3 separate regions of the Homo sapiens genome follow, and all the other regions are linked to region 3. A link is a contact called in ENCODE Hi-C or POLR2A ChIA-PET data. All regions are on one chromosome and are shown on one strand. The core of a region is the stretch at or near the end of the contact, and the rest is flanking DNA. Distances in the headings are between cores, read along the strand shown. Region 1 holds the start of MFNG (MFNG O-fucosylpeptide 3-beta-N-acetylglucosaminyltransferase). Region 2 holds the start of LGALS1 (galectin 1). Region 3 holds the start of JOSD1 (Josephin domain containing 1).

Region 1 (2,700 bases), core at 110-2,609, 1.2 Mb after region 3:
CACTTCCCTTTGCCAGCCACCTGGTACTTTGTTGTGTTGAATTAACATTGATTGAGTTCTTGTCTGCCGGTCACTGTTCTAGGCACTGGGGATTAGGGACTCAGTGATCAAAAAATAAATCCTGCCCTGATATTCTCATGAGGAGGACAGAAACTTAGTTAAACATACAGAATGTTGGAAGATGAAAAGTGTGATGAAGAAAACAGTGAAGTGGCTTGAGAGGGACAGGCCTGGGGGGCTGGGAAGGAGGCGGCGAGGGGTTGCAATGTTAATAACGTGGTCAGGGAAGGCCTCACAGAGACGGTGACCTTTGTGTAAAGACCAGAAGGGAGTGGGGGAGTGAGACGTGCAGGTCTCTAGGGAGGGGCCCAGGTGGGAACAGCAAGTGCCAAGGTCCTGTGGCGGCCAGGTGCCTGGGCCAGCGAGGGTCCCAGGTTCTGGAGTGGAGCAGGGTGAGTAGCAGGAGATGGGGTGGGAGTAACTTGGGAGCCAGCTCACGCAGGGCCTTGTGGGCTGCTGTGTGCGTTTTGGCTTTTGTTCTGAAGAAAATGGGAGCCAGTGCAGGCTCTGAGTGGAGGAGGGAGGAGGTGTGAGTGAGCTTGTGCGAAACAAGATGGAGGTGGTGGCTGGAGAAGGCCCTCTGTCTGTCCACTGGTCAGGTGCTGGGAGAGAGGCAGCTCCAGAGACTGCGGAGTGAGGTCGGGTATGGGCTGGGGCACAGCTGGACAGGTGCCCTCAGGGGACCTCCTGTGAACTAGATGAGGAACAGAGACCTGGGTTCTGCCAGCTCTGCGGCTGAGTTGCTGGATCGTTTTTGCTCATTCTGTGCCTTTGTGCCTTATGTCTTCAGCTATAAACTGGGAACGACAGTCCCAGTGCTGTTGTGAAGACCTCAGGAACTGAGCGAACAACTGTGGGAGCCCCAGAGGTTAAGAGGTTATCACGGAAGGCTTCCTGGAGGAGGGAACCCTTAAGCTTTGAAGTCCAGATAGAACTCAGCCTAGTGGAGGGAATGTGGGTGAGGCTGGTGGAATATGGGAGAGCATCCCGGAGGAAACCTGTGAGCAAAAGCTGGGGGCTGGGTGAAGCAGGACACCAAAGTAATGGGTGTTGAATGGGCCGAGCTGACAGCTCTCTGGGGGAGTGGACGGTGCTGGAGGACACTCCCTTCCACCGGGCACGGAGGGTTTGTTGTGACTTCCTCCCACCGCAGCAGCTGGCAGAGCCGGGGCTGCCCTTTCTGCTGGTGCCTCCTTTCAGCCGCCTCTGTCTGGGGTTCCCTTCGTCTGGCCCCGCCCCTCGGGCTAAGCGGGGCGGGGCCAGGCGGTCCCGGAGGCTGCGGCAGGCCGGACAGCGGGAGCAGGTGGAGGACTGGCGGCGGTCGAGATCGTGCTGCCATGGCTCAGCCTCTGGGTCCAGAGCCTCAGCTCCTACCTCTTCCCTCCTTGCCAGCCCCTGATGCCTGCCAGACTTTTGCCTCTGCTGGAGCCCCTGCCTGACCAGCTTCCCCTCCCTGTCTGGTTGGGATTTGGGGGCTGAGCTGTCTGGGGTCCCAGGGCCAACCAATGCAGTGCCGGCTCCCGCGGGGCCTGGCTGGAGCCCTCCTCACCCTCCTGTGCATGGGGCTCCTGTGTCTGCGGTACCACTTGAACCTGTCCCCGCAGCGGGTACAAGGGACCCCCGAGCTGAGCCAGCCGAACCCGGGGCCCCCTAAGCTACAGCTACACGATGTCTTCATTGCAGTGAAGACGACCCGGGCTTTCCACCGCTTGCGCCTGGAGCTGCTGCTTGACACGTGGGTTTCCAGGACCAGGGAACAGGTGACAAGTGGGTGACATTGGGCCCTGGGGGTGGCCCCTGGCCTAAGGGGTTCTCAGAGGCCTTTCTACTGGGCTGGGGTCCCTGACTGCCTCATGGGAGAAGCTGCTCAATACCTGCCTAATCAGGGATCCTCTTCCTCTCTCCTTCTTCCGGGCTTTAGGGGCTGCCTGCGGCCCTGCCCGTGCCCTGTACTGGTCCTGACTCCAGGTGCACCCAGGTCCTACCGCTCCACCACTTTTGGGGGCCAGGCTGGGCCCCTGCTCCAGGCTCCCGGGTCCCTCCTGGGGGTTCTTCTATTCCTAGCCGCTCCCGTGGGGGCTTCGCTCCTAGCCACCCAGGCCCAGCCTGGCATCAGGGGTAATGGTGGGTGTTGGGCAGCTGGGGTGGAGGCCTCCAAGAGGTCCTGACCCAGACCCGTGCCCAGGCCAGGCTGTCCCACCCAGGCCCTAGGTGCTGTCCTGCCCGGGCTCTGAGGGTGGAGGACGGGAGGAGAATGGTGGGGTCTGTTCTTGGGGGAGGCATCCCTTCGGCCTTCCCGATAGCCCCTGCCGCTGTGTCTCTGCTGCCCCGGGTGTGCCGAGGCCGCCATGTCTGGCCTCCTGTGTTGGCTTCCTGCGGACTGCTTCCGAGGGAGGGAAGGAGAGCGCATGCCACGAGGGTGGCGGCTGAGGCAGTGGTGGGCCGGAGGTTGGGGAGGCCTGCCTGGCACGTGGGATTGTGTGTGTGTGTGTGTGTGTGCTCACACGCACGGAGCTGGAGTGTGCTAGATGTGTGTGACAAGAGGCATGTCTGTCACATGGCTGTGCGGCTCCGGCGAGCCAAGTCCCTTCCAGCCCTTTCCCTCCTCGCATCCAGTATCTTCCTTAAGCAAAGTTAGTG
Region 2 (2,711 bases), core at 117-2,616, 1.0 Mb after region 3:
TGCTGGCGACCAGACCCTGCACAGACAAGCCCCGGCCCAGCCGGGTTAGAGGACAAGGCCTCCACTGCTCGAAGTGTCCGGGGGTGGCTGGGGGTGGGAGTGGGGTTGTTCCCGCCCGGCATCCTCTGACCAAGCCAAGGGGAAGCCTGGGGAAAGGATTGAGCTGTAATTTCCAGCCTCCGATTGTCTATGTGGTCCTGGGAAAGTCCCTATTCCCACCGGGGTTGGCTTCAGTCTGTAACGTGAAGGTTCTAGAAGACAGGCTCTAGAAGATTTTGCAGATTGGCTTGGGAATTTTGGACTCAAGAGTGACTTGGGAGATGGGGTGCTCTGTCCCATCGCAGATGGAGAGGATCAGGCTGGGGAGGGGCCGACACTTGGCCCACCGTCACACTGAATGGAGGGGCCGGCCCCTCTGCTGGAGAGGAAGTGGCTAGGGGCGGGCGACCCCACTATTCTCCTTCAAGCCCCTCTCTGCAAAGAGGCCCAGGGGCTAGAGAGGAGACCCTGAAAAACACGGCCTCTCTGCATTAGGGAGAATAGCCCTGCAGTCGGGCTGTGGCTGGGCTGGCTCAGGGTTAACAAGATTGAGCAAACTGCTGGGCACTGCTGTTCCCTGGCACCCCGAGTGGGTGGGCAAGAGTTAACTGGTTTGAGTGGTTTCTTCTGCCAGAAACTTGAACCCTTTCCCTGGGGCCCGAGGAAGATTCTCACCTCCCTGCCACCCCAACCTCCCAGCTTGGGGGTGGTGGAAGGGAATTTCCCCCGCCCCCCCCGCCACCAGCCTGGACACAACCACCCTCCACCCCCGACCTAGAAGGGCCCATCCTGGGCAGCTTGTCTCGGGTCCTGGCAACTTTTCAGCGTTCTCTGGAGCAGAGGGTAACTCTGCCCTGGCCTGGTGACCGGGACAGCTGCAGGGGGGAGGGGACAGGAGGCTCTTTGGGGTGGAGGAGGGGGAAAGGGATAGTGGCCTGGGTGTCCCCCAGTTGGCCACACCCTTCCCACGCTCACTTCTCAGAGAGCTGCAGAATGTCAACCCTGGGCAGAAATAACTGTGCTTTCAGACCCTGGAGGAATCCAGACAATTATCAATGCAGAGAAGGCCTTGAGGGACCATGGCGCCCACCCCCATTTTACAGATGTGGCCACTGAGGTCCAGAAAAGAGAAGGCACTGGTTCCAGGCCACACAGCTGGGGCTAGAATCTGCTCCCGATCTGCCCAGCTCTCCTCTGGCCATCAGTTCCTGCCCTATCCCCTGGACCTTGGGGGGGGGTCCCCACACTCACACAAGCCATGATTGAGTCCAGGAGGATGTTCCCGGGCAGGCGCACCAGCTGTCAGAAGACTCCACCCGAGAGAGATGGGCCCCCGGACGCTCCCACCCTTTTAACTGGACCGGACCGGGTGAGCCCCGCCCCCTGAAAGTTCAGCCAATTGCAAGTCAGGATAGGGCTGGGGGCCACTGGGGGCGGAGTCCGTGGAATTTTGAAGCCAGTTTTGGAGCAGAGGTGACCAATCAGAGTGGCGAGCTGCTGCCCCCCCTCACCCCGCCGCCCCCGGCCAGAGTCCAAGCTCCACCTCCTATTCTCCTTCATCCCTCTCCACCTCCCCACCAAAATTGTGCTGTGGCAGAGATTGGGGGAAGCCAGTGGAAAATAGTTTGATGATGAGCTAGGCCCACAAGTTGGCGGGAAGGGGCCTGTGGCCAGCAGGCTGGGCTCAGGGGGTGCCCAGAGAAGATGGCTGAGGAGGTGCAGGGTCCTTCAGGGAATCAGAGCTGGGGGAGACCAGGCCACTCCCGGGCAGGGACCAGGGCGTGGCTCCTGCTGCGTGCGCGTCTGCAGAGGGCCACTGACTTAACCACAGGCCCTGGCCCCACCCGGGCCTTCCCCGGAAGCAAGGACTGCGGCTGCTGCAGCGCTCTCTCGCTGGCTCCTCGGGAAGGCTAAAGAAAGGCTGGGCCGGGCGCCAAGCCTGAGGCTGCAGGGCTTGGCTAAGGCCTCGGGCTTGGCCGCGTTCAGGGGCAGGCAGGGGATAGTCAAAGCGCCCTGGCCTGACAGCCTCAGGCCTGAGAGTGTCAAGCTTAGGAGATGGCCCAGGGTGGTCCAGACCAGGAGGGGGTGGGGTCCTGGCTCTGTGCACCCTGTCCTTTCTCTTTTTTATTTTTATTTATTTATATATTTATTTTTGAGATGGAGTCTCGCTCTGTCGCCCAGGCTGGAGTGCAGTGGCGTGATCTCAGCTCACTGCAACCTCTGCCTCCCAGGTTCAACTGATTCTCCTGCCTCAGCCTCCCGAGTAGCTGGGACTACAGGCCCCCACCACCACACCCGGCTAATTTATGTACTTTTAGTAGAGACGGGGTTTCACCACGTTGGCCAGGCTGGTCTCAAACTCCTGACCTCAGTTGATCCACCCGCCTCAGCCTCCCAAAGTAATGGGATTACAGGTGTGAGCCACCATGCCTGGCCACCCTGTCTGCTCTCTTAACATCTCCTCTGAGGCCCGGCACAGCCCTCCCTTCCCTGAGTGTTCAGCAGGTATTTTACTGAGCACCTACTATGTACCTGGCCCTGGGCTCTGAGGATTCAAAGCTGAACCCCTCCCAGTCCCCACTCTCAAGGAGCGCATAGTTGGGGTGGAATCTGACCACAACCACGTTAAGAAGTAGATGATGGGCTGGGCGCAGTGGCTCACGCCGGTAATC
Region 3 (2,700 bases), core at 150-2,649:
GTAGTGGCAGGAGCCTGTAATCCCAGCTACGCGGGAGGCTGAGACATGAGAATCGCTTGAGTCCAGGAGGTGAAGGTTGCAGTAAGCCGAGATCGCCCCGTTGCAATTCAGCCTGGGCGACAAAAGTTAAACTCCATCTTAAAAAAAAAAAAAAAAAAAAAGGCCGGGCACGGTGGCTCACTTCTGTAATCCCAACACCTTGGGAGGCCAAGGCGGGTGGATCACCTGAGGTCGGGAGTTCGAGACCAGCCTGACCAACATGAAGAAACCCCTCTACTAAACACACAAAATTAGCCGGGCGTGGTGGCGCATGCCTGCAATCCCAGCTACTCGGGAGGCTGAGGCAGGAGAATTGCTTGAACCCGGGAGGCGGACGTTGCGGTGAGCGGAGATCATGCCATTGCACTCCAGTCTGGGCAACAAGAGCGAAACTCCGTCTCCAAAAAACAAAACAAAACAACTAAATTTGAAGTGCAACAGTTTCTTCTCGTTTTTCCAGTTTTACAGAAAACCCAAAAGAAGGGCAGCTAAGGTGGATAATGATGCCTACCACGCACCCTAAGAGTAGGTAAAGGGGAAAAAATGAAATCCACGTGGGACTGCGAGTAGTTTTCGCCTTTTCCCGAAGACGCACACAATGCGCTTAGGTATACCTCGCGCAGAGGTCTCTGCAGAGAGGAAAGCCACCGTGAGAAGAGCGGGGAGCCCCCAGGCAAGAAGGCAGTGGCTTGTGTGTAGTGAACCGAAATGCGACACCAAGGAACTGCAACAGGATTCTCCTTTCCACTTGAAATGTGACTCCCAGCGAGACACCTACCCTTGACGCTCCCTGGACAGTGCGGCACGGTCGGGCCCACTAACCAAGGCAATTTGCGCCCGACCGAATCAGGTGCTTCAAAATCCCCCCTGGTGAGCCGCGCGTTAACCACACATAAAACAGTCAACGCAGAAGGAGCGAGAACGTTCGGCCGAAAAGCCCGGCACAGAGAAGGGAGGGGTGCTGAAAGCCGCGGACTGCAGCCGCTGGCCTGGCTGCCGCCCCGAAACAACGCCCACGCCCGGGAGAAGGGCAGGCTGGCGTCCAGGTAGGACTCCCTCAGGCCGCCCCGCCAGGGGCCGCGCCGAGCGGAGCGGCTGGACCCCAACCCTGCCGGCCGCCGCCGAGGTGCGCAGCCCGCAGCCCCACACCCACGGCCTTTGCAACACCCCAACCGTTGAACTGCGCCCCTACACGCCCGGCGTCTGCGGCTCCCAGGCCGGTGCCGATGACGTCAGACTTACGTCAGGCGTGACGCCACGGCTGGGAGGAGTGAGGACGGCGCGGGAGGGCGTTTCCGGAGCACGCGCCGGGCGGGGGCCGCTGACGTCGGGCTCAGGTGCGCGCGCCCGCCCGCACGGCCCAGTTGGCGGCGCGCACTCCAGGTGGCGGCCGGCTGCGGTGAGGGGACCGCCAGCGGCGAGCAGTCCCGGCGGCCCTGGGGTCTGCGGCCGGGGGCGCGGCGGGAGGGCGTCTGGGCCTGCGCTCACGTGACGGGCGGGGAGGTTTGTGTAGGGGCTGCGAGCCGGGTGGGCGCGGGCCCGGGAGCGCGAGGCTGACTGTCCGGCCCCACCCCTCGCGGGCCAGCCCTTCGCCGCGCGGAACCTTCCCTCGGGCAGGGGCCGGCCCCGCCGCTCACTTCCCGCGCCCGCTCGCCGCTGACCGGAGTTGTCTCCTCCTCCGCAGGGCCGCGGCCAGAGGGCTAGAATCCGCGCCTTCCGAGGGAGCCGCGCCCTGCGGGCCCCACCGTACCCGAGGGGATGGAGGGCTGCCCCCGAGGCCCCCGCGCGGCTCGCGGTCCCACGCCTGCCGGCCCGCGCTAGCTACTCGACTCGTGCGCTAAATTTATCCGTCACCCAGGCCTTGTCTCCCGAGTCATTGGCGTCGTGGTTCAAAAGAAATGGAAGAAAAGGAGCGATGTGACCGATTGTGTTCGGTCCTCCTGCTTTGAGGCCTGGCATTTGCAGAGGGAAACAGCAAGAAAATCGTGGGGATTTTGGAGGGGGGTGGGAGGGAAGGGTGGGGAAACGGAAACAAGGTCTTACATTTTATGTGTTTTTTTAAATTCTGCACTTTGACAGTGGTAGCAAAATAAAAGTAATCCAAAAGTTATTTTTCTATTGAGAAGAGAGAAGAGGTGGGTTTTATTTTTTTCCTTTTGATTCCAATCTTTTCTCCCAGTGACAAAGCATAAATCATGGACACCAGAGAATAAGGTGGACCTCAGGAATCCGGAAAAGACTGAGAAGCTTACATTCTTCCTCTAGAGGGAAGAGTGGGGTGTTTATAGCCATCTCTGGAACCTAAAACAAAAAACATGAGTTGTGTGCCATGGAAAGGAGACAAGGCCAAATCTGAATCATTGGAGCTGCCCCAGGCAGCACCCCCACAAATCTACCATGAGAAACAGCGCAGGGAGCTTTGTGCCCTCCACGCCCTCAATAACGTCTTCCAGGACAGCAATGCCTTCACCCGGGATACGCTGCAAGAGATTTTCCAGAGGTAGGGGACCCTTCTCCTTGGCATCTTGATACTGATATTTCTGGATTTCTGTGGGTGGGGCAGTGTCTCAGCTTCATAAACCTTCAAAGCTGTAGGTATTAGCTAGATTGCGTTAGCAGGTATAAGGGACACAAGACATGAAAAGATAATCACTACCATTT

Evidence for each region. A loop is a pair of places that touch in the nucleus more often than their neighbours do. ChIA-PET counts read pairs that join two places held with the same protein, here RNA polymerase II (POLR2A). Pooled maps may share reads with other maps.
Region 1: a map with no recorded cell type shows a loop between it and region 3 (9-fold over the local background). The contact joins the promoter of MFNG here to the promoter of JOSD1 in region 3. A Hi-C loop is called at or near these places in 1 of 37 single-sample maps with no recorded cell type and 6 of 50 pooled maps. POLR2A ChIA-PET finds 5 or more read pairs at or near these places in 2 of 52 experiments (GM12878 and OCI-LY7).
Region 2: a pooled map shows a loop between it and region 3 (9-fold over the local background). The contact joins the promoter of LGALS1 here to the promoter of JOSD1 in region 3. A Hi-C loop is called at or near these places in 3 of 37 single-sample maps with no recorded cell type and 10 of 50 pooled maps.

Annotation. Positions count from the first base shown.
Region 1 is chr22:37,485,043-37,487,742 of GRCh38, reverse strand. It overlaps MFNG (MFNG O-fucosylpeptide 3-beta-N-acetylglucosaminyltransferase), which reads left to right and starts at 1,359. Exons shown (of 8, transcript NM_002405.4): 1 at 1,359-1,820. The coding sequence starts at 1,566. RefSeq lists enhancers at 1-466, 467-978, 979-1,488, 1,965-2,014, 2,415-2,474 and a silencer at 1,265-1,394.
Region 2 is chr22:37,674,291-37,677,001 of GRCh38, reverse strand. LGALS1 (galectin 1) reads right to left here and starts at 1,366. Exons shown (of 4, transcript NM_002305.4): 1 at 1,291-1,366; 2 at 1-16. The coding sequence starts at 1,299. RefSeq lists a silencer at 1,424-1,563.
Region 3 is chr22:38,699,642-38,702,341 of GRCh38, reverse strand. JOSD1 (Josephin domain containing 1) reads left to right here and starts at 1,399. Exons shown (of 5, transcript NM_001360236.2): 1 at 1,399-1,542; 2 at 1,724-2,539. The coding sequence starts at 2,355. RefSeq lists a silencer at 933-1,892.